Linked DNA regions of Homo sapiens: region 1 is linked to region 2. A link is an interaction called in ENCODE POLR2A ChIA-PET data of the cell type or tissue named here. Cell type or tissue: B cell. All regions are shown on one strand. Each heading gives the region's core, and the rest is flanking DNA. Links, peaks and the distances in the headings are about the cores only.

The links. Peaks named below come from ENCODE experiments on the same cell type or tissue, not always from the same donor. Only the 100,000 strongest peaks of a DNase experiment are listed, where the experiment ranks them.
Region 1: POLR2A ChIA-PET joins it to region 2 with 5 read pairs; 6 of 35 experiments call an interaction of 5 or more read pairs at or near these places.

The regions. Positions count from the first base shown.
Region 1 is chr15:75,476,615-75,492,118 of GRCh38, forward strand. PTPN9 (protein tyrosine phosphatase non-receptor type 9) reads right to left here. Exons shown (of 13, transcript NM_002833.4): 8 at 13,594-13,687; 9 at 3,234-3,300. The region is part of intron 2 of LOC105370902 (a long non-coding RNA gene); the gene reads left to right. Among named protein-coding and RNA genes, the nearest start is that of SIN3A, 33 kb to the left of the region's middle. In B cell, for the core only: no CTCF peak of the experiment used is centred there; no DNase peak of the experiment used is centred there.
Region 2 is chr15:75,371,889-75,387,392 of GRCh38, forward strand. SIN3A (SIN3 transcription regulator family member A) reads right to left here. Exons shown (of 21, transcript NM_001145358.2): 17 at 12,376-12,549; 18 at 9,725-9,817; 19 at 8,741-8,835; 20 at 3,777-3,984; 21 at 1-321. The coding sequence ends at 91. Among named protein-coding and RNA genes, the nearest start is that of MAN2C1, 11 kb to the left of the region's middle. In B cell, for the core only: no CTCF peak of the experiment used is centred there; a DNase peak (open chromatin) is centred at 9,093; H3K27ac peaks cover 1,272 bases.

The DNA of each region.
Region 1 (15,504 bases), core at 4,255-12,254, 100 kb after region 2:
TGGTTAAATATTTTGTATGCCTATATCTGCATGTATGCATAGATAAAGGTCTAGGAGGAGATGCTGTAAAATGTTAACATTATCTCTGGGTCCTAGGGTTATGAGGGATTATTTTTGTTTTCTAAATGTTCTACAATGGACATGCATTACCCTAGTATACACATCAAGAAGACAGTAAGGACACCTTTTCCACATCTCTGACCCTCAGCCTCATCCACATCCTACTCTCCTGCACCACAGCAACTCTCATATACTTCATTTTCCACATTCAGACCACTGGCAGAATTGGAGTACTGAGCAGTCAGAGCATATGGTAACTCAGTTACCAGACTGGGGCTGGGCAAACTTCTCACAGGCTCAAGAGAGATACTAAGAAGGGAAAGTTGTACTTCCCAGCTTAGACCCTTTAACAGTAAACTTCTCTCAAGAAATAAAGTCAGCAGTTTATACTGACATAGGTGAAACAATCCACAGACATGGCTTGTAAAAACTTCTGAACCAAACAAACATGGGTTCAAACCCTGGTTCTGCCACTTACTAGCTGCATGGTCCAAGGTCACGTAAACTTTTGGGTTTCAGTTTGCTCATCTATAAATTAATAAACCTCCCTTGCAGAGTCTCTATAATAATTAGATAGCATTTATGCATCTGATATATAATAGGTCTTCTCAATAGATGACATCATTAATAGAAATATAGGCCAGGCGTAGTGGCTGATGCTTGTAATCCCAGCACTTTGGGAGGCCGAGGTAGGCAGATCACTTCAGGCCGGGAGTTCGAGACCAGCCTAGGCAACATGGTGAAACCCTGTCTCTACCAAAAATACAAAAATTAGCCAGGCATGGTGGCAGGTGCCTGTAATCCCAGCTACTTGGGAGGCTGAGGCAGGAGACTCGCTTGAGCCCTGGAAGTGGAAGGTGCAGTGAGCCAAGATCATGTCACTGCACTCCAGCCTGGGCGACAGAGCGAAACTCCATCTCAAAACTTAATTAATTAATTAATTAAAAATAAAGAAGTTGCAGACATTATGATATTTTATTCCTAAATACTTGAGCACTTACTAGGAAAACAAGGACCTCCTCCTATAGAACATTACCATTATCACCTTAAGCATACATTAAACATGGATACAATGTTGGCTAAAAAAAATCTCCAATTGTCTCAATAGTTTGTCTTCAATAGATTTTTTTCTCCCAGTTGAGGATCTAATCAGATACTCTTTTTTTTTTTTTTTTTTTTTTTTTGAGACAGAGCCTTCCTCTGTCGCCCAGGCTGGAGTGCAATGGCGCAGTCGCAGTCCACTGCAACCTCTGCCTCCCAGGTTCAAGCAATTCTCCTGCCTCAGCCTCCCGAATAGTTGGGACTACAGGCACCCACCACCACACCTAGCTAATTTTTGTATTTTTAGTAGAGACGGTGTTTCACCATATTGGCCAGGCTGGTTTGGAACTCCTGACCTTGTGATCCGCCTGCCTCGGCCTCCCAAAGTGCTGGGATTACAGGCATGAACCACCACGCCTGGCCGATCCTCTTTTTTTTTTTCTTTTTGAGCGCAATCTCTGCTCGCTGCAACCTCCGCCTCCTGGGTTCAAGCGATTCTCCTGCCTCAGCCTCCCAAGTAGCTGGGATTACAGGCATGTGCCACCACGCCCGGCTAATTTTGTATGTTTAGTAGAAACGTGGTTTCTCCATGTTGGTCAGGCTGGTCTCGAACTTCCAACCTCAGTTTATCCACCTGCCTCGGCCTCCCAAAGTGCTGGGATTACAGGTGTGAGCCATTGTGACTGGCCCTTTAATTTATTTATTTTTGAGACAGGATCTTGCTGTGTCAGCCAGGCTGGAGTGCAGTGGCACGATCTCGGCTCAGAGCAACCTCTGCTTCCTGGGCTCAAGTGATACTCCCCCCTCAGCCTCCCAAAGTACTGGAGTTACAGGCGTGAGCCACTGTGCCTGGCCATGGTTCTCTTTAGTCTCCCTTTAATCTAGAACAGTTCTCTGCCTTTTTGTTTTTTATGGCATTAACTTTGGAGAGTCTGAGCCAGTTTTCTTATAGTATGTCCCACAATCTGGATTGTTTCCCATGACTAGATTCAGATTTTAAAACTGGCAATACACAATGCAGGTGATATTCATTTCTCAATGCATCATATCAGGAGGTGTACATAATGTCCCTTTGTCCTTTACTGGTGATACTAAGTTTGATCACTTGATTAAGGAGGTATCCACCGTATCTTGCTCTGCAGTGGTCAAAGGGCCTTACGCCCATCTGATGGTCTGTTGTCTTTCTGTATTATGATTTCCTCCTACCATCTTTGAAAGTGACATGATATTCTTGAGATGGAGAGGCCAGGTCAGGAAGAGTACTAGGATCATAGGAACATTTATAGAAACTCCACCTGAAATCCTCCTAGAGGCTGGGCATGGTGGCTCACGCCTGTAATCCCAACACTTTGGGAGGCCGAAGCGGGCAGATCACGAGGTCAGGAGTTCGAGACCAGCCTGTCCAACATGGTGAAACCCAGTCTCTACTAAAAATACAAAAATTAGCCGGGCGTGGTGGCACACACCTGTAGTCCCAGATACTCAGGAGGCTGAGGCAGGAGAATCACTTGAACCCGGGAGGTGGAGGTTGCAGTGAGTGGAGGTCGTACCACTGCACAATAGCCTGGGCGACACAGCAAGCCTCCATTTCAAAGGAGAAAAAAAAATGAGAAATCCTCCTAGAGCTCAGTATTCCACTGTCAGACTTATTAGCACATACTATCTATGTCAGAACATTTGCTGGAGTGCTCTGTGATGGTATAGGAACCAGCCTAGGCCTATTAGGACAGCAATACTCATTCCTAGATTGGACTCAATCTCTGGGAAGTCCACTGCTATTCTTGGCCTCTCACTAGACAGGAAGAGCATGAAGAGCTCACTGGCTGATGCATTCTGATGCCCTACACCCTTGCCAATACTAAGAAATAGCCCCAAAACTTGCAGGCAGTAGTGTTATGTGTTTAAATCTCCAGTTTATCTCTATGCGGTGAGTTTCCAGGCACACCTGGTACAGAAACCCCAAACTACTTATTTGCTTTTCTCAACCACCACCCATCTTTATAAAAGGCCAGGATCTAGTGGCCAAAACCTCCACTCAAGTTACCATTCGTTTAAAAATTATGCTATCATTTGGCACAAGGAATCATAAGTAGATGGCACAAAATCAACATGGGAGGGACGGACCAGCTTACCTTGTGTGCCAATGTAAGCATTCTTCTGCTTGTAGCCATCCATGAAACTGGCATTGATGTAATCTGTCTAATGATAAAAAGGAGACATCACTATAGCTACACAGAATACACCATTTGGGTCATAAAATGATGTACTCAGTAAGTAAAACCCAAGGTGTGAATATTCTCTTCTTGTTGAGCAGAAAATGAGGAGTGAAATGGCCAGCTCAAACCCTCACTTCAATAAATGGTGCTGGGACAAGTAGATATCTACATGCATAAAAATCAAGCTGACTCCTTCCTCACACTGTAAAACTGACTCAAAATGTATCACAGACCAAATGTAAGGGATTAAAACTATTAAAACTCTCAGAATAAAATATAAGAGTAAATCTTTGTGACCTTGGGTTAGGCAAAGCTTTCACAGATATGATACCAAAGGCGTAAGTGACAAAAGAAAAGAGATAAATTGGACTATATTAAAATTAAAAACTTATGCCAGGCGCGGTGGCTCACGCCTGTAATCCCAGCACTTTGGGAGGCCGAGGAGGGTGGATCACGAGGTCAGGAGATCGAGACCATCCTGGCTAACACGGCGAAACCCTGTCTCTACTAAAAATACAAAAAAGGTCTCTTCCGTGAGGAGCGCAGAGGAGGTCGCGGCGCCGGAGGCCCCAGAAGGCTCGAAGGCGCCGCGGGCTGGGGTCGGTGGCTTAGGGAGCCCGTCCGGCCATGGTGGCCGCGGGTGGTGGTTGGCGCGGCTGCGCTGCGGCCTGGGGCAGTGCGGAGCCGGGACAGTCGCGGCGCTGACGCCCGCGGGCCCCAGCTGCAGATATGAAGCGGAGCCGCTGCCGCGACCGACCGCAGCCACCGCCGCCCCACAGCCGGGAGGATGGAGTTCAGCGGGCAGCGGAGCTGTCTCAGTCTTTGCCGCCGCGCCGGCGAGCGCCGCCCGCGAGGCAGCGGCTGGAGGAGCGGACGGGCCCCGCGGGGCCCGAGGGCAAGGAGCAGCCGCCTGCCTTGGCCTCCCAAAGTGCCGAGATTGCAGCCTCTGCCCGGCTGCCACCCCGTCTGGGAAGTGAGGAGTGTCTCTGCCTGGCCGCCCATCGTCTGGGATGTGAGGAGCCCCTCTGCCTGGCTGCCCAGTCTGGAAAGTGAGGAGCGTCTCCGCCCGGCCGCCATCCCATCTAGGAAGTGAGGAGCGCCTCTTCCCAGCCGCCATCACATCTAGGAAGTGAGGAGCGTCTCTGCCCGGCCGCCCATCGTCTGAGATGTGGGGAGCGCCTCTGCCCCGCCGCCCCATCTGGGATGTGAGGAGCGCCTCTGCCCGGCCGAGACCCCCTCTGGGAGGTGAGGAGCGTCTCTGCCCGGCCGCCCCGTCTGAGAAGTGAGGAGACCCTCTGCCTGGCAACCACCCCGTCTGAGAAGTGAGGAGCCTCTCCGCCCGGCAGCCACCCCATCTGGGAAGTGAGGAGCGTCTCCGCCGGGCAGCCACCCCGTCCGGGAGGGAGGTGGGGGGGGGTCAGCCCCCGGCCCGGCCAGCCGCCCCATCCGGAGGAGGTGGGGGGTCAGCCCCCCCGCCCGGCCAGCCGTGCCATCCGGGAGGGAGGTGGGGGGGTCAGCCCCCCGCCTGGCCAGCCGTGCCGTCCGGGAGGAGGTGGGGGGGTCAGCCCCCCACCCGGCCAGCCGCCCCGTCCGGAGGTGAGGGGCGCCTCTGCCCGGCCGCCCCTACTGGAAGTGAGGAGCCCTCAGCCCGGCCAGCCACCCCGTCCGGAGGGAGGTGGGGAGGTCAGCCCCCGCCCGCCAGCCGCCCGTCCGGGAGGGAGGTGGGGGGTCGCCCCCCGCCCGGCCAGCCGCCCCGTCCGGGAGGGAGGTGGGGGGGGTCAGCCCCCCCGCCCAGCCAGCCGCCCTGTCCGGGAGGTGAGGGGTGCCTCTGCCCGGCCGCCCCTACTGGGAAGTGAGGAGCCCCTCTGCCCGGCCAGCCGCCCCGTCCGGGAGGGAGGTGGGGGGGGGTCAGCGCCCCTGCCTGGCCAGCCGCCCCTCCGGGAGGTGAGGGGGCGCCTCTGCCCGGCCGCCCCTACTGGGAAGTGAGGAGCCCCTCTGCCCGGCCACCACCCCGTCTGGGAGGTGTGCCCAACAGCTCATTGAGAACGGGCCAGGATGACAATGGCGGCTTTGTGGAATAGAAAGGGGGGAAAGGTGGGGAAAAGATTGAGAAATCGGATGGTTGCCGTGTCTGTGTAGAAAGAAGTAGACATGGGAGACTTTTCATTTTGTTCTGCACTAAGAAAAATTCCTCTGCCTTGGGATCCTGTTGATCTGTGACCTTACCCCCAACCCTGTGCTCTCTGAAACATGTGCTGTGTCCACTCAGGGTTAAATGGATTAAGGGCGGTGCAAGATGTGCTTTGTTAAACAGATGCTTGAAGGCAGCATGCTCCTTAAGAGTCATCACCAGGCCGGGCGCGGTGGCTCACGCCTGTAATCCCAGCACTTTGGGAGGCCGAGGCGGGCGGATGACGAGGTCAGGAGATCGAGACCATCCTGGCTAACACGGTGAAACCCCGTCTCTACTAAAAATACAAAAGATTAGCCGGGCGTGGTGGCGGGCGCCTGTAGTCCCAGCTACTCGGGAGGCTGAGGCAGGAGAATGGCGTGAACCCGGGAGGCGGAGCTTGCAGTGAGCCGAGATCGTGCCACTGCACTCCAGCCTGGGCGACAGAGCGAGACTCCGTCTCAAAAAAAAAAAAAAAAAAAAAAAAAAAGAGTCATCACCAATCCCTAATCTCAAGTAATCAGGGACACAAACACTGCGGAAGGCCGCAGGGTCCTCTGCCTAGGAAAACCAGAGACCTTTGTTCACTTGTTTATCTGCTGACCTTCCCTCCACTATTGTCCCATGACCCTGCCAAATCCCCCTCTGTGAGAAACACCCAAGAATTATCAATAAAAAAATAAATTAAAAAAAAATACAAAAAAATAGCTGGGCGTGGTGGCAGGCGCCTGTAGTCCCAGCTACACGGGAGGCTGAGGCAGGAGAATGGCATAAACCCGGGAGATGGAGCTTGCTGTGAGCTGAGATCGTGCCACTGCACTCCAGCCTGAGCGACAGAGCGAGACTCTGTCTCAAAAAAAAAAAAAATTCATTCATCATCAGCCATCATGGAAATGCAAATCCATACCACGAGATACTAATTTATACCCACTAGGATGGCTACAGATATCAAAGATAGATAATACTGTTGGCAAGGATGTGGAAAAACTGAAACCCTCATACATGTGTAAACCCTCCTTATACATGGCTAGTGGTAATGTAAAATGCTGCAGTTACTTTAGAAAACAGTCTGGTTGTTCCTGAAAAGATTAAACAGTTACCATATGACCCAGCAATTCCACTCCTTAGCAAAATAACATAGGTGCATACAAAAACTTATACATAAATATCCATAGCAGCATTATTCGTAATAGCCAAAAATGGAAACAACTCAAATGTCCTTCAACTGATAAATGAATAAAAGTGGTATATCCATACAATGGAATATTATTTGGCAGTAAAAAGCAGTGATGTGATGATACATGCTATGACATGGATGGACCTAGAAAACATTATGCTAAATGATAGAAGCCAGACACAAAAAGCTACATAGTCTAGGATTCTCTTTGTATGAGATCCCTAGAACAGGCAAATCTATGGAGATAGGAAATAAATCAGAGTGGGTTAGAGGGAAATAGGTAGCGACTGCCAAGGGTGTGAGGTTTCTTTGGGAAATGAAAAAAATGTTCTAAAGTTGTTTGTGGTGATGGTGGCACAACTCTGTGAATATACTAATAGCCATTGACTTATATACTTTAAATAGGTAAATTGTATGGTATGTGAACTGTTGGAGGCCGAAAGAATGAGGGTCATGATCAACTCAGTATACCACTGGAGGCTACATGAGCAAAAAGGAAACTGTTCTCATGAAAGCAGGATGTTGGCAAACTGACAAACTGCATCTGCCGCCCAGAAGGAATGCTGAGGGCAGTCACGACCCAGGCACAAGTGTTTCTTGTAGTTAGGCACATCTGAAGCCTGTTAGCAATAATGTGTACCTGTGATCAATTAAGCAGCTGACCAATCGTTACCTCCTCCTCCCTGCTCTTGGTACCCAATAAATACAAAGGGCTGTAGAAGCTCAGGGCTGCCTTTGCTCACTAGAAGCAGGGAGTTCTCTTCTTCCCCATGTTACCCTTCCTTTAGAATAGTTATTTTTGTCTTAAGTTTTCATTGCTATGTTTATCCCCCTTCATTCAGTCTCCTAATGACGGTCTCAAGTAATAACAATAGTAACTGCCCTAGTGACATCTCAAGCAGTAATTGTGGCAGTCTGCCAGAGTGAACTATATAACTCAATAGAAACTGTTATTTACAAGAAAAGGGTCCATCAAGACTTGCAACACTGTAGCACAGGACCAAATGAGAGGCAAGGCAAGCAAGTAGGAACACCTGGTCCATCCTGCCACACACAAAAGGCAAAATATGAATGGAGAAGAAATAAAGCTACATCTCATACTTAGGACCATCAACAGACGAGCCAAACACCTGGACTCCATTATTACCTGAATTAATGCAAAGCAACTTCCAGTCAAATTCAAAGGCATCTCAATGAACAGCTCCTGACTACCTCTCTTCCAGGGTATTCTCCCACCTCCTAATGTCCTCAGTCTTAATTACTTCAACATCATTTTTTATAAATACCTACTCAAAAGATCCTTTGATCCAGGCTGATAAAAGAGAAACATCAATCAGCTGCAGTTTTATGTTATAGTATAACTAGTTGGGAGTTGAATGGATAGAAGCAGTGGAATGGATAAGGGAAGGTGTGAAGGGTTACAGAAGGACAAAAGAAAAGTTTCAATAGCAAACTAGGGAAAACTCATAACCCACTGCATTACAGAGAGGTCAGACTGACTCTTTCCTCAACCTATCACTCGTTCTCCTGTGGGTCCTATCACTGGGTGGGCAGTCTGAACTGTCAGTATCCCATAGCTAACCTCCTAAGATATCTCCACCTCATGGTCAAACCCATGTTACTTGGATTTGTGTTCATTAGCCAGTCAGTCTACCAATTTATCACTCTACTATTTATTTAGTCAAGAGTTTCCTCCTTAGAAACTGTTTCTTTGACTAAATAAATAGTGGAGTGATAAACTCGGAGTTTTCCCTCCCATAGCAGCTAGTATTGACCTCATACGATTACTGTCCTACCCTGACTCAGACAACTTCACTGAGCTAATAGACCACCTGCAGCAGACCCAGCATGCTAAAAGCCTCACTCACTTCCAAACAGGCTTCTCAATCCAGGGTGCACCCAGTCAGCCAAAGCCCATCCTCTACTCAACCTGGCACATGCAAATGGTATACCCACTCGAGGACCAAGGGGAGAAGGTATGGAAAAGCACAAAAGATTTACCTAGTATATGCCAGTCAGCATTAGTAAGAACATAAGGAGGAACTAACTTCATGCTTTGAAAAGAATTGTCACTTCTTTTTTTTTTTTTTTTTTTTTTTTTGAGACGGAGTCTCGCTCTGTTGCCCAGGCCGGACTGCGGACTGCAGTGGCGCAATCTCGGCTCACTGCAAGCTCCGCTTCCCGGGTTCACGCCATTCTCCTGCCTCAGCCTCCCGAGTAGCTGGGACTACAGGCGCCCGCCACCGCGCCCGGCTAATTTTTTGTATTTTTTTAGTAGAGACGGGGTTTCACCTTGTTAGCCAGGATGGTCTTGATCTCCTGACCTCATGATCCACCCGCCTCGGCCTCCCAAAGTGCTGGGATTACAGGCGTGAGCCACCGCGCCCGGCCGAATTGTCACTTCTTTAAAGAAGACATTATTTCTTTATAACTAAGAATTACCAGCTTTAGCACTGGTCTCTGAGCTGATTTTTAATTCCCAGGGAATTAAATTTTTAATTTCAGCAACTTCGGAAGAATCACTGGATATTAAAACTGAAGGCCGGGCGCAGTGGCTCACGCCTGTAATCCCAGCACTTTGGGAGGCCAAGGCGGGCAGATCACGAGGTCAGGAGATCAAGACCATCCTGGCTAACAAGGTGAAACCCCATCTCTACTAAAAATACAAAAAATTAGCTGGGTGTGGTGGCGGGCGCCTGTAGTCCCAGCTACCTGGGAGGCTGAGGCAGGAGAATGGCACGAACCCGGGAGGTGGAGGTTGCAGTGAGCCGAGATCGCACCACTGCACTCCAGCCTGGGCGACAAAGCGAGACTCCAACTCAAAAAAAAAAAAAAAAACAAAACTGAAAATGACCCAGAGATAAAGTATACACTTGGGGGAAAATTGGAATAGCAGGAAGAACAAACCCGGAACACTATGTTGTGAGCCATTGCTATAGACTGATCATTTGTGTCCCCCATAACTTCAAATGTGTAATCCCAACCCCAGACCCTCAATGTAATGGTATTAGGAGATGGGGCCTTTAGACAGGTGATTAGGACCATGAGGACAGAGCTCTCACAAATGGGATTAGTGCCCTTATAAGACAGAAGAGTTCTGAAGTGCTCCCTCACCCCTTCCCCTTCTGCCATGTGAGGATGCAATGAGTAGACAGTGGTCTATGAACCAAGAAAGGGGCCCTCACCAGACCCCAAATCTGCCAGCACGTTGATCTTGGACTTCCCAGACTCCACAATAGTGAGAAATAAATTTCTGTTGTTTATAAGCCATCCTGCATGTGGTATTTTTGTTACAGCAGCCCAAACAGATTAAGGCAGCCATGTTCAACAGAAACTGGGACTAATAGCTTTAAAATTCCAGAAGCAAATCAAGTAAACAATTCACTAAAAAACCTGAATCCTCCAAATAACAAGGTATTGTATACTTGAAAATTGCGGACAGCATATTTTAAGTGTTTTCACCACAAAACAAGGTAAATATGTGAAGTAATGCATATGTGGTGTTTTTTTTTTTTTTTTTTTTGAGACGGAGTCTTTGCTCTGTTGCCCAGGCTGGAGTGCACTGGTGCGATCTCGGCTTACTGCAAGCTCCGCCTCCCAGGTTCATGCCATTCTCCTGCCTCGGCCTCCCGAGTAGCTGGGACTACAGGCGCCCACCACCACACCTGGCTAATTTTTTGTATTTTTTAGTAGAGACGGGGTTTCACCGTGTTAGCCAGGATGGTCTCGATCTCCTGACCTTGTGATCTGCCCGCCTCGGCCTCCCAAAGTGCTGGGATTACAGGTGTGAGCCACCGTGCCCGGCAAAGTAATGCATATATTAACTAGCTTGACTTAGTGTCTCTGCAATCCATACATATTTTAAAATATTATATTGTATACCATAAATATATACAATTTCTATCAATTAAAATTTAAAAACAACTAAATGTCAGAAAACAGAATGGAAAAATAGCCCCATAGGTGGAAATTCCATGAGAGTGTTAAGTCCCCAAAGCTAAGTAAATAATTTTTTTTTTTTTGCTTTCGGCCCGCAAAGTAAATAATGTCAAAAAAACTAAAAACTAAAATCAAAATAAAATAAAAAAAAAGCCTAAATACTCCATTTACTATAAAAATAAAGCCTCCGCTAATGTTTCAGTAAGGAGAGGGACTACAAATCAGACAATGATCTTCATATTAACCACAGGATGATTAGAAGAATCTCCCAGTACACTAAGATTCACTCATTCACAAATATGTCCTGAGTGTCTGATATGTGGCAGGCACTGTTCTAGGTACTGGAGACAGGGAAGTCAACAAAATGGATAAATACAGGTATCTCTGACTCCAGAGCCCCAACTCAACCACTGTACTCCACTCCTTCAGGGCATATACGATGATGATCTCAGCAGTACTGATGAATTTACCCTCCAGCCAGCCAGTCTCTTAGCTCAAATGCTCCTGCAGGAAAATCTTCTCCAAGGGTCCTGGATAGGACTGTGAATTCAGTTTATGTGCTTGAAACAACAGGGACAAGAGAGTTGGAAACCATGATCCTGGGGTCCCAACCCACATGTCATATATGCCCAAATACAAGGCAGTAAGTTTTCCAAAAATTATTCCCCAGAAAGAGAAGGGATATAACAAGTCCTTATAATGTGTGTCATGTTAAAGAGGTACTATTTAAATTACTTTACTGTGTGTCATGTTAAAGAGGCACTATTTAAATTACTTTACTTTGCCGGCGCAGTGGCTCATGCCTGTAATCCCAGCACTTTGGGAGGCTGAGGCAGGCGGATCACCCCAGGTCAGGAGTTCAAGACCAGCCTGACCAAAATGATGAAACCCCGTATCTACTAAAAATACAAAAATTAGCCGGGCATGGTGGCATGCACCTGTAATCCCAGCTACTCGGGAGGCTGAGAAAGGATAATTGCTTGAACCCAGGAGGTGGAGGTTGCAGTGAGCTGAGATTGCGCCATTGCACTCCAGCCTGGACAACAAGAGCGAAACTCTGTCTCAAAATAAATAAATAAATAAAAATAAAATAACTTTACTTTGAACAACCTCAGTCAATGCTGGGTTTTTTTTTTTTATGAGATCACCTAACAAAATTGGGTTTTTCGGAGATATCACCTAATAAAATTGGTATATCAGAAGGGAAAAAAAGGAAGATAATAATAATTTAGTCATTCATCTCAAAATTCTAAGGTTGGATGTTGCTGTAAACAAGTTATATTAAAAAGGAATTATGGCCAGGCACACCGGCTCATGCCTGTAATCCCAGCACTTTGGGAGGCCAAGGTGAGAGGATTGCTTGAGCCCAGGAAGAACTTAGGCAACACAGCGAGACCCTAGGTCTACAAAAATAAAATTAAAAAAAATCAGCCATGTGTAATGGCGTGTGCCTGTAGTCTCAGCTACTTGGGAGGCAGAGGTGGGAGGATCGCTTGAGCCCAGGAGTTCAAGGGTGCAGTGAGCTACGATCAAGTCACTGCACTCAAGCCTGGGTGACAGAGTGAGACCCTGTCTCAATTTTCTGTTTTTTAAGGATTTTACAAAGGAATAAGTGAATGAATCATATTATAGGGGATGCATAAGATGCAGGATGAATTAAAAAACCAACTTGTCCTGGCCGGGCCTAGTGGCTCATGCCTGTAATCCCAGCACTTTGGGAGGCCGAGACGGGCGGATCACGAGGTCAGGAGATCGAGACCATCCTGGCTAACATGGTGAAACCCCGTCTCTACTAAAAACACAAAATATTAGCCGGGCGTGGTGGTGGGCACCTGTAGTCCCAGCTACTCGGGAGGCTGAGGCAGGAGAATGGCGTGAACCTGGGAGGTGGAGCTTGCGGTGAGCCAATATTGCGCCACTGCACTCCAGCCTGGGGGACAGAGCAAGACTCCGTCTCAAAAAAAAAAAAAAAAAAAAAAAATTTGTCCTAATGTTACCCTAACAGATTTTCCTGGTTTAGGATAAAATTTCCAGTCACAATGCCACACACTTAAAAGTAAATAAAGATGTTGTACTCTGGAAAACCTTGTTAGACTGACTCAAAAATTGGCCTGTAATTCCAGCACTTAGGGAGGCTGAGGCAAGAGGATTGTTTGAGCACAAGAGTTCAAGACCAGACTAGGCAACATAGTGAGAACTTGTCTCTACAAAAGTATTTAAAAATTAGCCATGTATGTGGCACACACCTGTGGTCTCAGCTACTTGGGAGGCTGAGGTACAAGAATCACTTGAGCCCAGGAGGTCAAGGTTGCAGTGAGCTGTGATCACTGTACCTAGCCTGGGCAATAAAGCAAGACCTTGTCTTGAGGGAGAAAAAAAAAAGTGGCTCAAATGTGACAAAGACACTAAAGTTAAAGGTGTATGTAAAGTGTTTGAATAAAATGTTCATTAAATATCTCTGTTAATAGATTACATATGAGGCTTTTAACATGTAGATATAATCAAATTAATATATTAAATAATATAGTCATTTGACCATTTCATCTCTATCCCTAGACATTTATGTATACATAAGTTGTCCACAATTTCCTCAGATACAGATGGAGAAATCAGAGGTCACTTATAATCAAAGTTGCTTTGTATTGATGCATATATACTCACCAAAGGAATTGCACTATATGACCATGACTTTACAACTAAGGAGTAAAATGATAAATAATTTAACATCTATGAAGCACCTACAATACAACAGACCTTGCACTATCAGCATTCACATAAAGAATTTCATTTAATTTCCACTCAATACTGTGAGATGGGCATTTGAGGACTTGCCTATGGTCACAGACTAGTATGTAGCAAAATATAAACTCAAACCTAATCTCTCTGGCCTCGGAGTCTACTTTCATTCTACCGAAGTATTAGTAAGCTTCACTTTGGAAGAAGCTCTATTTCCCCCAGTGCACCTAAAAAGATTACATTTATCTGTCTACCTGAGTATGGCCACTTCGCTTTGTTAGCTTCACTCTAGTTTGGTCCAGGCAGGGTACATCCCCATAACGGTTTTTCTCTAGGTTTCCTGGAGACCTGAAGGAAACGAAACAAACAAGCAAGAATAAAGAAAAAGTGGGGACAGTATGTATGTACAAAATCTGACCATGCTAAAGGGGTGTCAATTACTCTTAGGGGTGGAGACATGGAAGCTTTTCAATTTCTAGCCCATACAGTTCCATATCATTTAACATTTTTTGTGGTAAGTACATACTACTTCTAAAAGTAAACATATCTCCATTCAAAAGAGAGAGGGAGACCAGGCATGGTGGCTCACACCTGTAGTCCCAGCACTTTGGGAGGCAGGAGGATTGCTTGAGGCCAGGAGTTCGTGAGCAGTCTGGGAAATGTAATGAGAGCTTATCTCTTTTTTTTTTGAGACGGAGTCTCGCTCTGTTGCCCAGGCTGGAGTGCAGTAGCGTGATCTCGACTCACTGCAAGCTCTACCTCCTGGGTTCACGCCATTCTCCTGCTTCAGCCTCCTGAGTAGCTGGGACTACAGGCTCCCGCCACCACGCCCAGCTAATTTTTTTGTATTTTTAGTAGAGACGGGGTTTCACCATGTTAGCCAGGATGGTCTCGATCTCCTGACCTCATGATCTGCCCGCCTCGGCCTCCCAAAGTGTTGGGATTACAGGCATGAGCCACTGCGCCCTGCCTAATGAGAGGTTATCTCTAGAGAGAAGTCAAAAAATTAGCCGGGCATCATGGCACACACCTGTACTCCTAGCTGCTCAGGAGTCTAAGGTGGGAGGACGGCTTCAGCCCAGGAAGTCAAGGCTGCAGTGCGCTATGACAGCGCCACTGCACACCAGCCTGGGTGACGGAGAGAAACCCTGACTTAAAAAAAAGAGAAGCTGGGTGTGGTGGCTCATGCCTGTAATCCCAGCACTTTGGGAGGCCAAGGCGGGTGGATCACCTGGGGTCAGGGGTTCAAGACCAGACTGGCCAAGATGATAAAACCCTGCCTTTACTAAAAATACAAAAATTAGCCAGGTGTGATGGCACACACCTGTAATCCCAGCTACTCAGGAGGCTGAGCCAGGAGAATCGCTTGAACCTGGGAGGTGGAGGATGCAGTGAGCCAACATCACACCACTGCACTCCAGCCTGAGTGACAAAGCAAGACTTTATCTCAAAAAAAAAAAAAAATAATTAAATTTAAAAACAGAGAGAAGGAGTGGGGATGGGAGTCCCAAATGGCCAAGGCAGAAATTGGTACTAAGAAGTGGGGTGCTTCTGTAACAAATAACTAAAAATGTGGAAGCAGCTTTGGACCTGGGTAATGGACAGAGCTGATAGAATTTGGAAGTACATGCAGAAAAAGCCTATGTTGCCATAAACAGGCATAAAAGGCAATTCTACTATGGGCTCAGAAAAAGAAGAGCTATAGAGAAAGCCTCAGTCTTCTTAGAGATTACCTAAGTGATACTGATCAGAAAACTGGTAGAAATATGGGTGGTAAAATCCATTTTGATGAGGTCTCAGACAGAGATGAGGAGCACATTAGTAAAAAGAGAGAGAGGGAGAGAAGGGGAGAGAAATGGGGTATACCACCAAAAAACTCCAGCTGCAGATAAAAATTTCTACTACTTATTTGTCAAAAGATGTTCAAACCAAATCTCTTCAATTCCAATTTCATTTTCTTTTTGGGACAGGGTCTCAAAGGTCTCCAGGGTCGCCCAGGCTGGAGTCCAGTGGCACAATCACAGCTCACTTGCAGCCTTAATCTCCCTGGGCTCAGTCCCAGATGCACACCACCACGCCCAGCTAATTTTTAAATTTTTTGTAGAGAAAGGGTTTTGCCACATTGCCCAGGCTGGTCTCAAACTCCTGGGCTCAAGCAATCCTCC
Region 2 (15,504 bases), core at 4,923-12,922:
GGCATCTTCCTTGTTTCTTCAGTGTGTGAGTGCATAGGCCCACACACACATCCCCACACACACCCCAAGTTATCTGCTCTGGCTTTGCAGTTAAGGGGCTTTGAATACTGTGCCGTATTTGACACGATACTTGTTAATGCTCACAAAATGCAGGGTCTCTGTATCACAGGTGGTGGTACAGGGCACCAGGCCCTCCAGCCCCTCACCCATGAGCCACTTGCTGGTCTCTGCTGCCATTTCACGGGGCACATGCTCCTTGGTCCATTTATCTACCCAGGCCTGGAATCTCTGATGTAGACGCTTGCTTACACGCTCATGGGACTGCAAAACAGAAAAAAAAAATTTTATTAAATGAAGCAGAACCAAAAAAGAGCCCTTCAAATACAAAGCCTAATTTTCTTCTAAAGGAGCAAAGGAAAGATGTGGGCTCAAGTCTTAGATACCACTGTTTTTTTCTTAAAAGAAAAAAAAAAGGATTCTCTGTTTAAAGAGAAGTTAAAGAGGTAAGAACATAGAACATGTGAGGGCATGAAAATCCATAAAGCCTCCAAAGAAATGCGAACACAGGCTCTGGGCTGAAAAAGCTCGCTGTTCTCAATTTTAGCATGCGTTAGTATAACCGAGGGAATGTGTTAAAAAATACACATTTCTGACCAGGTGCAGTGACTCATGCCTGTAATCCTAGTACTCTGGGAGGCTGAGGCAGGCAGTTCGCTTGAGCTCAGGAGTTTGAGACCAGCCTGGGCAACATGGCAAAACCCCATCTCTACAAAAATACAAATAATAACTGGGCGTGGTGGCACACACCTGTAGTCCCAGCTACTTGGTAGGCTGAAGTGGGAGGATCGCTTGAGCCAGGAGGTGGAGGCTGCAGTGAGCCAAGATCGCACCACCGCACCCCAGCCTAGATGACAGAGCCAAACCCTGTCTCCAAAAAAAAAAAAAAAAAAAACCCAAAACCCCCAAAACCCACATTTCCTTGGTTTACCAATGTGCATTTTAAACCAGCAATCCAGCTGATTCTAATGTATCCTGGGTAGGACCCAGTGAGCCATTGATCACTTCTATCAGCATGGAGATCCACCTCTAAGCCAGACAGTGCAAAGCAAAGGGCTTAAAACCACTCTCCCTCCACTGTGTTACCCCACCCTGGGAAGCAGAGTCCAGGCTTGGCAGATGTTCTGCAGGGGGTTCTGTTCCCACCAACACATTCAATAAAAATTTATTGGTGTCCACATGCAAGGATACTAGAAGAGATACAAAGACAAAACTGGTGTTGCCCAGTGTCCCAAATAATGTGAATCAGAGACAGGCAGACACACAACACATAGCAAAAAAAATGAGCCAGGTGTGGTGGTGCACGCCCGTAATCCCAGCTACTCGAGAGGCTGAGACAAGAGAATCTCTTGAACCCGGGAAGTGGAGGATGCAGTGAGCTGAAATCATGCCACTGCGCTTCCCTCAGTGCCATGAGAGAAGTAGAGCAGACTCTTGAACAACACAGCTTTGAACAGCGCAGGGCCACTGATAGGCAAGTTTTCTTCCACCTCTGCCAACCCTGAGACAGCAAAAACAACCCCTCCCTTCCTCCTCCCTCTTCAGCCTACTCAACAAGATGAGAATAAGGACCCTTTATGATGAGCCACAACCACTTAATGAAGAGTAAATGTATCTTCTCTTGCTTATGACTTAACATTTTCTTTTCTCTAACTTACTTTATTGTAAGAATATACAGTATAGGCTGGGCACAGTGGCTCACGCCTGTAATCCCAGCACTTTAGGAGGCTGAAATGGGTGGGTTGTTTGAACCCTTGAGTTTGAGACCAGCCCTGGGCAACGTAAGGAGACCCCGTGTCTATTTTCATTAAAAAAAAAAAAAAGAAAGAAAAAAAGAATGCAGTATATATAATACATACAACATACAAAATATGTTGTTTATCAGTAAGCCTTCCAGTCAGTAGTAGACTATCAGTAGTTCCATTTTGGGGGAGTCAAAAATTATACACAGATTTGACTGTGCAGGGGCCAGTGCCCCAAACCCCTTGTCGTTAAAGGGTTAATTATACATTAAACTGTCTGCTCAACATCTCCCATTTGAAAGTTTTGTAGTCCTTTCAAACTTAAAACAGCACTTCATCTGTCTCCCAAACCTCATAACCCTTTCCTATTAACAGGTGAGCCCCTAAAATCTCCACTTAAGCAAAACAAAACAAACCAAAAAACCCCAAAACTAATCAGGCACCATCCTTGATGTCCTTCTTTTGCTTACCCCCACATTTGATCCAACACCATCTCTTGTCAATTAAATATCTAAATAATATCTACATCTGGGCGTGGTGGCTCACGCCTGTAATCCCAGTACTTTGGGAGGCTGAGGAGGGTGGATCACTTGAGGTCAGGTTCGAGACCAGCCTGGCCAACATGGTGAAATCCCATCTCTACTAAAAATACAAAAAATCAGCCAGGCATGGTTTGAGACACAGCGAAACTCTGTCTCAAAAATAAATGCATAAAGTCTACAATGTAATTCTTGCAATTCCACTGCCACCCTAGTAGTACGGGTGGCCCCCACATCTCATTTGGACAAGGGCACCCTTTTGAGTGGTCTCTGCTCTTCCAACTTTATATATACCCATCTCCACTGTCCTCACAGAACTCCAAGCTATCTTTGTCAAATGTCCCAGTGCATCTCAAACAAATTACAAACCATGGCCTATCATTAGACAAAGTGATGTGGCCTCTGCCTACCCTTCTAACTTCATGCAACCTTGAGCCACAATGGTGTTTGTAATTTCTTGAATATGCCAAGTCCTTTCCTCCCAGCCTTGTACTAGCTCTTTTGTCTAGAAAACACCCATCCTCTACTCTTCACCAGGCTAATTCCTTGTCATTATTCAGGCCTCAAGCATCACCTCCTTTGAGAAGCCTCCTCCAGTGAAAGCAAGGCCTGTATGCTAGTTACCCTTGATCACTTCACCTGATTTGTTTCCCTGGTAGTGCATATCATCGCATTACTTCATCTGCTCTACTTCATGGCTGTAGTCCCAGGGCCTGGCATAACACCCTATACGCAGCTGCACCAGGAAGGTTTCACAATTGAGACAGAATGTAAAGACAGGTAGGATTCATACAAGCAAAAGATCAGATACTACTTGAGATGTAAATACTGGGAGTAAATTCACCAAAAAGGTGCCACCGGGTATTTACGTGCTCTTACAGGCTGAACTGTATTCTCCTTAAAATTCTTATGTTGGCCGGGCATGGTGGCTCACGCCTGTAATGCTAGCACTTTGAGAGGCTGTGTCAGGTGAGACTCTGTCTCAAACAAACAAACAAAAAATCATACATTGAAGTCCTAGCCCCCAGTACTTCCGAATGTGACCTCATCTGGAGGCAGACACACACACACAGGTAGGAACACCATATGAAGATGAAGGCAGGGATCTACAAGCCCAGGAATGCCAAAGATTGCCAGCAAAGAACCAGAAGCTAGGAGAGGCCTAGAAGAGATTGTCCCTCACAGTCCTCAAAAGGAACCAACACTGCTGACACTTGACTTTGGACTTCTAGTCTCCACAACTTTTGTCATTTAAGCCACAGTCTGTGGTACTTTGTCACAGCATCCTTAGCAACCAACATACGTACTTCCTCAGTTAAGTCTCAGCTCCAAGAACAGGTTTGCATAAACAAAGAAAAACAATCAGAAGACTCTGGGCCTCCCCTGGTCCTAGCTAGGGTGGGAGATGTGTACAGAAATTTCAGTTACTGGTTCTCACCTGATGAGCCCGGAGCAGGGCGGTCCTCCGATACATATAGTCCTCTGATTTGATCACATACACCATCTTGTAGGAATTCAGCTTGAATCTACACTCCAGCTTATCCAGACTATCCACATTCTCCATGGTCTTCTTGCTGTTTCCTTCCTTCCCTTCCTTTTCCTGCTGCTCTCGACCACGTTGACACTTCCGGATCCGCCGTAGATTCCTATTGCAGAAAAGCCCCGGAGGATGAGAGCTCGTCCAGATGCAGATTCCCGTGACTTCCCCAAAGTGAGTTTTCTTTATTATATGCTTGCATAGTACTCATCCCAATTTGTTAAATACATACACAAATGTTCAGTTGTTTCACTGCAAAAAAAATTTCAACTGCAAAGGTACACAGAATAAAAAGCAGAAATCTTCACCCATCCCCTACTTGACTTAGCAGATGTAGCCAGTTAAGAGTTTTAATGAGAAACTTCTAGGCCTCTGTCTGTAAATTTACACATGTAATTACCAGCTACAGTTCTGCTTTGGGATTTGTTTTTAAGACAAAATAGGATCATACTATATATTTTGTCCTCAACTTTTCACTTACTGTCATGAATATTTTTTCATTTCATGATAGATTTGTCTTATTCTCTTTAACTGCTGCAGAAAAATGTACCCCAATTTACCATTCCTTAACAGTTTCTTTCAACTGAGGTTCCTCATCTGAACCACATAACAAAAATTTATTTGAATGACTATTTTTAAAAATTCCCCCAGATGATATAAACTAGTGCCATTCTACATACACAAGAAAGAAGATAATTCACATGAATGGATGCCCTGAGGGGTGGTAGGCTTGCTAAATCTCAACATCCAGTGAAAAAAGTTATCAGCTAGACAATTATATTGTTTCTCATAACTTGCTATTAAAAACACTGCTTCAGGTTGGCCACTGTGGCTCATGCCTATAATCCCAGCACTTTGGGAGGCAGGTGGATTGCTTGAGCTCAGGAGTTTGAGACTAGCCTGGGCAACATGGCAAAAACCCCTTCTCTACAAAAAAAAAAAAAAAATTAGGCAGGTGTGGTGACGTGTGCCTAGAGTCTCAGCTACTTGGGAGGCTGAGGTGGGAAGATCGTTTGAGCCCAGAAGGCGGAGGTTGCAGAAAGCCAAGATCCCACCACTGTACTATAGCCTGGGACACAGAGCCAGACACTGTCTTAAAAAAAAAAAAAAAAAAAAAAAACCAACCAGCCCAAAATATTGCTTCAGTGAGAATCTTTGTATACAAGTATTTCTGTAGACAGCAGTTCTTTGTCCAAAGGGTCCCAGGACCCTTTCAGGAGATCTGTGAGATCAAAACTATTCTCATAATAATACTAAAACATTATTTCCCTTTTTTGCTGTGTTGACATCTGCACTGGCACCATTAAAGTAATGGTGAACAAAAATGCTGGTGGTGGCGCCAAACTGTATTTGCAATATCGAACAAATTGTTACCAAATTCCAATATCAATTTGTACATCACTGAGCTTTTCATACAGTTGTCAAACTCTGTTGGTTTATCTTGTACCATCAATGAATCCATTTTACTTCCATGATTTTGCACCTTCATGCGACTGCAATTCAAGTCTTTGAACTTCACACTGACCATACAATGACATTAAGTGAAAAAAGCCAGTTTCACTTAAGAATGTTTCTGATGGGCCAGTCACAGTGGCTCATGCTTGTAATCCCAGCACTCTGGGAGGCTGAGGCAGGCAGATCACTTGAGGTCAGGAGTTTGAGACTAGCCTGGCCAACATGGGGAGACCTCATCTCTAATAAAAGTACAAAAATTAGCCGGGAGTGGTGGCGCGCACCTGTAATCCCAGCTATTCGGGAGGGTGAGACAGGAGAATCACTTGAACCTGGCTGGTGGAGGCTGCAGTAAGCCAAGATCGCGCCACTGCACTCCAGCTTGGGCAACAGAGTGAGACTCTGCCTCAAAAAAAAAAAAAGAAAAAAAAAGTTTCTGATGAAGCAGTAACATTTTCTATTAAATCCCAACCCCTCAATTTACATCTTTTTAACATGCTGTGTGATAAAATGGGAACTACACATAAAGCACCTTTGTGTGCTAAAGTACAATGGTATTCTTATAGAAAAGCACTTGAGCAATTGCTTGAGTTGTAAGTGGATCATCATTTTTACCCGAAAGAACAACTGACTAAATATAGTCAATCTCAGCCAAGTATTTGGCAGATGTTTTCTCAAAAATGAACAAGGGAGCCTATCACTTCAAGGAAAACAATGTTGCCAATGGTAAGACTGGAATTTTCAAGCAAAACTATGAATTTTGGTGAACTGGTATCAGCCACCCTGAGCTTGACAGCTTCCCAATACTTAAAGATGTGTTTGATGACCTAGCGATAGCGATATTAAATCAATGTGATTTCTTTTGGAGACACTGTAAAATATATCAACATTTAGTAGGTGTGTATAACTTATTTTCCAAATAGCCAATTGCGTAAAGTTACAAAATCATAGAGGAAAAAAAGATTCATTCATGATACAAAATAAATCAATGGATTTTTACAACTGCATGAAAAGCCCACTGATGTATAAATTGATATTCCAACTAACCTTTAAGAAACTATCACTGGGGCCGGGTGCAGTGGCTCACACCCGTAATCACAGCACTTTGGGAGGCCGAGGTGGGAGGATCACCTGAGGTCAGGAGTTCAAGACCAGCCAGACCAACATGGAGAAATCCCATCTCTACTAAAAATACAGAATCAGCCGGGCGTGGTGGCACATGCCTGTAATCCCAGCTACTCGGGAGGCTGAGGCAGGAGAATCACTTAAACCTGGGAGGCAGGGGTTGCAGTGAGCTGAGATCACACCATTGCACTCCAGCCTGGGCAACAAGAGCGAAATTCCGTCTCAAAAAAGAAAAACAAAAACAAAAACTATCACTGGTAGTTTTGTTGTCATATCAAAGAATATCCAGTTATCTGAAGGATCTGAAAATATTCCTTTTTCCAGCTACACATTTGCGTGAGGCCAGATTTTCTTCACATATTTCAATCAAACAACATACATAATGCAACAGATTGAATATAGAAGCAGACATGAGAATCCAGCTGTTCTTCTGGTAAGCCAGACACTAAACAAATTTATAAAATATAAGCAATGCCACTCTATTCACTAATTTTTGTTTTGAATTAGCTTTTCATTAAAAAATATTATTTAAGAAAATATAATAGGGATATATATATATATATATATATTTTATTTTTGAGGCAGAGTCTCACTCGGTCACCCAGGCTGGAGTGCCGTGGTGCGATCTCCACTCACTGCAACCTCCGCCTTCCGGTTCAAGCAATTCTCCTGCCTCAGCCTCCCGAGTAGCTTGGACTACAGGCGCCTGCCACCATGCCCAGCTAATTTTCTGTATTTTTAGTAGAGACAGGGTTTCACTGTGTTAGCCAGGATGGTCTCGATCTCCTGATCTCGTGATCCACAGCCTCGGCCTCCCAAAGTGCTGGAGTTACAGGCGTGAGCCACTGCGCCCAGCCCAATATTGTTATTTTTCAAATGAATTAAAGATTGAAAACATTTCTTTGTTTTTATTTCTAACTTGGTAAATATTACTAGTATAATCCATATAAACAAAAGCTTTTTGGAGTACTCATGCTCTAAGAGTGTAAGGGGTCTCAAGGCCAATAAGATGAGCCCCTTAGCTGTCAGACAAATCATTAGAAACTGAAATTCTGGAGGGAAGATTCCATACACTTCAACTACCCTGCCACCAGAACGATTATATCAATTTCCTTTTCCTCACAGTACATAAATGTGCCTCCTTCCTCATATCATGGTGAGAGACACATGATGACAGGTTTATTGTAGTATGTTATTAGCATGGAGCCTGTTTTGTTGAGAGGAACCTGACACAGAGCAACTGCTCAAATGTGTTAAATGATTCAATGAATGGAGAACCCGGCAGGGCCCTTTTTGCTGGTATCTCTTTTCCCATGTTCTCATTAGGACTCAATAAGTCTAATAACACTGGGATGATACTTTCTTGGAAACCTAAGACATAAGATTTCAATTCAAAACTTTTAGGAAGGAAGAAAGCCATTCTACCCATTTTATACTTCTTAAACTGTTTTCATATACTTGGAGGATCAGTATCACAATCTGCCTATACACAGAGGGAACATTTTTAAAATTCTGTGCAGAAAAGAGTTAATGTAGCAGGCCTAAGATTGCTATTCTTTGAAAAGCCTGCTTATAAAAGTTGGCCCTTGGCTGGGGGCTGGGATCTTGGATTTTGGGCAATGTTCTACCATTCCTTAACTCATATAAGTGTCTCACTGTACCTAAACTATTTGTACAAACTCTATAGCTTATGCTGAAAATGTGCTTTCTTTCTGAGAGTTTGGGATTTTGGTACATGCTAGGCATACAGTGCCTAGATGACTACATCTCAATAAAAATCCTGGCACAGAGTCTCTAATGAGCTGCCCTGGTAGACAGCATTTTGCATGTGTTGTCACATTCATTGTTGGAAGAATTAAGAGTGTCCTGTGTGACTCCACTGGGAGAGGATTCTAGGAAGCTTGAGCCTGGCTTCCTCCAGCTTTGCCACAGGCACCTTTTCGCTTTGCTGATTCTGCTTTGCATCTTCTCGCTGTACTAAATCAGTCTGACTATATGCAGAGTCCTGTGAGTCCTCTTCCATCGAACCATGGAGACTCTGACACACATTCCCATCCAAAGTACGGAGGTTATTGTTGATTCTCTACAACTCTCACCTCCCAGATGCTTTGACACATGCTCCAGGTAAGCTCATGTTGTGACAGCCATATAAAACCTTGAATTAGCATCCCCAGCAGATAGAACAAATGAATAAAATATGTGAAGGCCAAGAACGTGAAAGTCATTTAACTCTCCATTCCTCAATCATGCACAGTATGGACTGCTGACAGATGACATGGCTCACTCACCTGGGGAGAAATACTGGTTTCTGTGCTAGATGTTCACGAAGCTCAGGCGAGGTAGTATCTGAATTCATGTATCGCTCCACGTAGTCTGACCAGCGCTAAGATGGCAAACACAAAATACAGGTGGAAGGAAATCACAAAAACAGCTCCTAATGCATTGGGCACTCTAGTAAATTCTATGATTACAATGCCCCGAATTCATAAATTTCAAGATCAAAAAAGTCCCTTTCTATAAAGACATGATTGTTAGTAGGTATTGGAACACGGATTAAAAATTCTGTTAGCCAGCAATACTGCTAAGTTTCTGAGGTGCTAAGGTTATGAGAAGTCATAAACAGGTAGAAGCTGGCTCACTGACAAGTTTCATTTCCCCACAGAGCATTTTGTTAAAGAACAAAATTTATAGTGGCAAATGTGTGAAAGTTTCCTTCACATTACAATCTAGATTTCTGACATCGCTTAAAAAAAAAAAAAAAAAAAAAGATCTGCCAACAAGCCAACATTCCCACCAAAACAAGTCATCCCACACGACCCCCCCCAACATCATACATATGGCCTGCATCTCCTGTGTACATTATCTGCCATAACCAACTATGATAATCACACCTGTCTATTCAGGGGTTGAAAACTCTGGACTTTATCAGTCCAATAAAAAGTAAACATGACACAAAGAATCAAGATGACATGAGAAAGACCTCATTTGTTGTTTTTTATACTTTAGGAAAAAACAGGAAAGCTGCCAACCATAAGACTTCCTTAGAGGAGATAGCTTTACTAAGTGCAAGATGAGGTTAACATCTATAACCAGGCAGCCCGTCTCTTCAGCTGAAGACATGGCTGGATTGACTTGTACTTTAAGCATCCAGGTCCTGACCCTTAAACAGGCCTGAGGTGCCTTGGCCTTTTGGCAGACAGGGTCACTGGACAGACTCTCAAGGCACGCCAGCTCTGCTTGGCACCTGGGGTCTGTGATGTACTTGCTCATACCTCTGCTTCCACAGGGTCATCCGAATTCTCCTCTTCTGTGTCCAGAAGCTCAATAGTCAGCTGGACCTGGCCTTGGCTCTGAATAAACATAAGCTGCAAATAAGAAACCTAAGCGTAAACAAAAGACCGTCTCTGTAGCTGTAATCTATCTTCTCAAGGAATGAGAGGTGCAGAGGCAATAAACTTAGTAAACTTTGCTCCAACTGAAGAGATGAGGAAGATACTAGATCTTGGGTGGCCAGTGATAAAGGCAAAAGTCTACACTTACTACAAGTAAAATGAAATATATTAAAGCAAAAGGTACTATTTCATGTTTCAAACTTCTAGAATTCGCTAAAATAATAATCAATGTCAGTAAGAATGTTTTACAAAACAAATATTTTGTCAGAAAGAAATATGGCACATGTAGCCAGAACCACAAAATGTCAATGCTCTGTCCATTGGTAATCCCACTTCTAGGACGTAATAGAGGAGGTAACTATCAGAATCACATGGAGAAGGTCAGAGCCTGGAAGGAAACCTGAGAATTTTTTATTTCAACCTTCTTCATTTTACACAGAGACAAAACTGAAATTCAGAAGAGTTCTGGTTTCTCAAGGCACACCACTAATCAATATACATGCAGAGCCAGAAGCTAGATCTAGCTCAGTGTTCTTTTAAAGCTTTAAAAATTGCTCTCTGCTAGTAAAGCTTACAACCTGACAATAACATAATATATACACACACAAATACAGTTATTTCCAAAATAGATTTCGGGGTGGGGGCAGACCCTGCATTTTCACAATTTATAATTTAAGAATTGCAAAATCTGTCTCCAGTATTCATAACAGGATGTCATTAACCAGTCCCCATAGTGGGTTGGACGTCTAGGATGTTTCCAACTATTTGCTTTTATAATTATCCATTATAATGGTGAAAAATTGGAAACAACCTAAATGTCCACCAATACAGGCATTAATTCTCTAAAAAGTGAATATCAAATAGCCATAAAAAAGACAATAAAGACCCAGAAGTGTTGTTAATTGAGCAAAAATACATTAAAGACCATTTCCGGTCAGATGCAGTGGCTCACACCTGTAATCCCAGCACTTTGGGAGGCTAAGGCGGGCAGATCACTTGAGGCCAGGAGTTTGAGACAAGCCTGCCCAACATGGTGAAACCACATCTCTACTAAAAATACAAAAATTAGACCGGGTGCAGTGGCTCATGCCTGTAATCCCAGCACTTTGGGAGGCCAAGGAGGGCAGATCACCTGAGCTCAGGAGTTCAAGACCAGCCTGACCAACATGGTGAAACCCTGTCTCTACTAAACACACACACCCACACAAGCTGGCCATGGTGGCACGTGTCTGTAATCCCAGCTACTCAGGAGGCCGAGGCAGGAGAACTGCTTGAACCCAGGAGGCGGAGGTTGCAGTGAGCTGAAATAGCACCACTGCACTCCAAGCCTGGACAACCTGGACAACCTGGACAACAAGAGTGAGCCTCCATCTCGGGAAAAAAAAAAAAATTAGCTGGACATAGTGGTACATGACTGTAATCCCAGCTACTAGGGTGGCTGACGTGTGAGAATCACTTGAACTCAGGAGGCAGAGGTTGCAGTGAACCAAGATTGCGCCACTGCACTCCAGCCTGGGCAACAGTGTGTGTCCCTGTCTTAAAAAAAAAAAAAAAAAAGTTAAAGACCATTTTGTCCAGTATAAACTCTTTCAAAATATATACTCAAGCATAGAGAAGTTTAGAATCATAGAGATGTCATCAATGATAATTTCAGGAAAGAATTCTAAGGTGACTTTTTTTGGTTATCTGCATTTTATTTTCATTTTTTTGGGACAGAGTCTTGCTCTGTCACCCAGGCTGGGGTGCAGTGACGCGATCAGGCCTCACTGCAGCCTCGACCTCCCAGGCTCAAGCAATCCTTTTTTTTTTTTTTTGAGACGGAGTCTCGCTCTGTCTCCCAGGCTGGAGTGCAGTGGCGCGATCTCAGCTTACTGCAAGCTCCGCCTCCCGGGTTCACGCCATTCTCCTGACTCAGCCTCCAGAGTAGCTGGGACTACAGACGCCCACCACTACGCCCGGCTAATTTTTTGTATTTTTAGTAGAGACGGGGGCAATCCTTCTACCTCATTCTCCTGAGTAGCTGAGACTACAGGTGCACGCTACCATGCCGGGCTAATTTTTGTATTCTTGTATTTCTTGCAGAGATGGGGTTTTGCCATGTTGCCCAAGCTGGTCTCAAGTGATCCGCCCACCTCGGCCTCCCAGTGTGCTGAGATTACAAGTGTGAGCCATGTGTGCTGGGCCTATGTTTTCTTTTCTATAATGATCATGACCATGGATTTCATGTACCAACATTTTTCTAACAATAATATTTACAAAGCATACTATGAAAAATGTTCAGAGAAAAAGAATACAAAATTGTAAAAATCATATATAACTAGTTTTTTTTTTTTCTTTAAAGGCAGGAAAGAAACAAAGTAGATTGTCCAGGAAGACAATTACTTCCACTTTGTAGTTCTCTGGTGAACTCATTAAAAGGTCCAGGAGTAGAATCACAGGTCAAAGTACCCCGGCTTTAACTTCTGGTTCAGAGAATCCTAACAACTGACATTGTCACCAGCAAGGTCTTCGACTACCTGACCAACTCTCACCTTAAAGCAATTCTCATCTGACATTAGCTGCTCAGCTTTCCGCTGATACGTTGACTCCAGGAGGCTCCTTGAGTTCTGTGTGTTCAGCTGGCCTCCGGTGGCCCCATTATTATTTTCTGCCAGGTAAAGGTCAGTCACCTGCACACAGATCTCATCACTCACGATATGCTGCAGCTGGAAGCAAACAAAGGCAAGCTTTTAGTGAACACAGAAAACATTTCTCCATTATACAGTCAACGTTCCTTTGATGTAGTCATTCAACTCCAAAAAGGTTTTTCTTTTTTTGGGGGGGTGGGGGGGTGCTGGCAATTTTAGAAAATTAATCACACAAACCACTGTATCATTTTCTTGGAGAATAATCAAGCCAGGATTTTCAACCATATCAGTGGTCCATGGTAAAACTTTCCTATCTATTTAAAATAAGAACCATAGAGAACTCAGGATAATCGTACTATTTAAAATTCTAAGCATCTTTAAATAATTTTCTATAGGTCATATCTTTATTGCATTTTAAAATCATTTACAATTGGCTCTCATACATATTCTTTCTCATTTGATCTTCACAACTGCCCTGGGAAGGCAAGCTAGACAGAGAGTTGGGGCCAGTTAGGAGACAAATTTACACAATGCATCAGAAAGGTGGCTCACGCCTGTAATCCCAGCACTTTGGGAGGCCGAGGTGGGCCAATCACCTGAGGTCAGGTGTTCAAAACCAGCCTGGCTAACATGGCGAAACCCCATCTCTACTAAAAATACACAAATAGCCGGGCGTGGTGGCAGGAGCCTGTAATCCCAGCTACTTGGGAGGCTGGGGCAGGAGAATCGCTTGAACCTGGGAGATGGAGGTTGCAGTGAGCCGAGACTGCACCACTGCAAAGCTCACCGTGAGCTGGGGTGAGGAAGGGAGCCTTGGAGAATCATGAATGCAGTATCTATGTCTATATTCCCAGGCCAACTACAAAGCCTGAAACTCATTAAGTATTTAAGAAATAGCTGCTGAATTATTGCCCAGGGGTGCTCAGCTGAAGAAGGAGGGTTGGGACTAAAAGTCAAGGTTCCTGACTCCTAGCCCAATACTTTTCCAAACACATCACCTATTTTTCTGTATCTGATAGAAAGTATAGGGCTTAAGTTGTACATAAAGTTAACTCACTTTCCATACAGGCCAATCATGATTGACTATCAGTAGCTTTTGTGACAATCTTAGGAAACTAATGACTAGAAAGTTGAACGTTTCAGAGTTCCCATTCTCATGTCATGCTATTTCTATTTTGAAATAAAAATCCTTCCAAATGAAACTTTATCATCAAAATGACAGAAGTGAAAAATAGATACAAGAAGAAAGCAAAACGTTAATTTCAATATTGATTTGTCTGTTTAAAAAACTTTAAGATGATCATAACCACCAAGCCATTCTATTTTTAGGAAGACACATTCTTTTTAAGTGTTAGGAACCATGATAACTATTTATTCTTAAGTCCTAAATGACCAGTATGTGTATTAGTAGATAACTGGACACAGTGAAAGGTCAGAACGGTGACTGAGTGTGGCAGAAAGGGCAGTATCTCCAGCAACTACAGATGGATAAATAAATCACAATGAGTCCAGATAAAGGATTCTGATACAACCATTAAAATAATGCTTATGAGTACCTGATATCATGAGGAAGATTAAGATACAGTGTTTTAGGAGAAAAAAGAAAAGGTGGAAAAAAACAGATGGAAAGCATGACTTCAATCATACATACAGATGCTTCCACTTTCTACTTTCTTTTTGAGACAGAGTCTCGCTCTGTCGCCCAGGCTGGAGTGCAGTGGCATCGTGATCTTGGCTCAGTGCAGCCTCAACTTCCTGGGCTCAAGCAACCCTCCCATACCTCAGCCTCTTAAGTAGCTGGGTCTACAGGCATGTGCCACCACGCCCAGCTAACTTTTTTGTATTTTCAGAAGAGACGGGGTTTTGCCATGTTGCCCAGTCTGATCTCAAACTTCTGAGCTCAAGTGATCCACCCGCCTTGGCCTCCCAAACTGCTGGGATTACAGGCGTGAGCCACCGCCTCTACTTTATACTTTCTTGTTGAAGTAGACTGTATTACTGATTCCCCACCCATACTCTCTTTTTGGATATCTGGCCCCTCCTCGAGTCTTCAGAAAAGACAGCACTACAAATCCAGAGACAGCTACGGAACTCCCACCCCCACTGCTAAGCAGATCAGATTCTCTATCTTGCTAATTGGAGATGACAGAGAGGGTGTTCAATAGATTTTTTGAGGAGGAGCATCTGTATGGAAAGGTCTAGTAACACTGGGACCAGGGGTACTGGGAGGGCAAGCCAAAGCCTCAGAGGCTGGAGGAGCCTGGAGCACATGCCGTATGTTCATCTGCAGAGCAAAGCACAAGCATGGAGCAGAAGTCCAGAGTGAAGGCATGCAGGAGAGAAAAATCACCTCCCAGCCCAATCCTTCCATGGTGTGGTCCTATTTTGAGTTCTGTACTTGGATGTCTGTGAGGTTGCCTATTGTATTCTTAATACAAATCCCTCTTAAGCCAGCCTACAATAGGTAAGATAAATGTAATGGCTTCACTTGGCTGGAATGCAGTGGTGCAATCACGGCTCACTGCAGCCTCAACTTCCTGGGTTCAGATGATCCTCCCACCTTAGCCTCCTGAGTAGCTGGGACTACAGGCATGTGCCACCATGCCCAGCTAATTTTTTGTATTTTTAATACAAATAGTGTTTCCCCATGTTGCCCAGGCTGGTCTCCAACTCCTGGACTCAATATATCTGCCCGCCTTGGACTCCCAAAGTGCTGGTATTAGAGGCATGAGCCACCATGACCAGCCTTGACTTTGAAATATATGTTGTACATTCAGTCAGCAGTGGAATCTGAGGGAACACCAAATATGAGGAGAATGAGAGAAGAGATACCTCCAGTTAAAGGAGTTGAGAAGCTTGAAAATGTTTTAAAAAGTCACTGTAGGCTGGGCACAGTGGCTCATGCCCGTAATCGCAGCGCTTTGGGAGGCTGAAGTAGGTGAATTGCTTGAGCCCATAAGTTTGAGGCCAGCCTGGACAACATGGCAAAACTCCATCTCTACAAAAAATACAATAAATTAGCCGGTGTGGTGG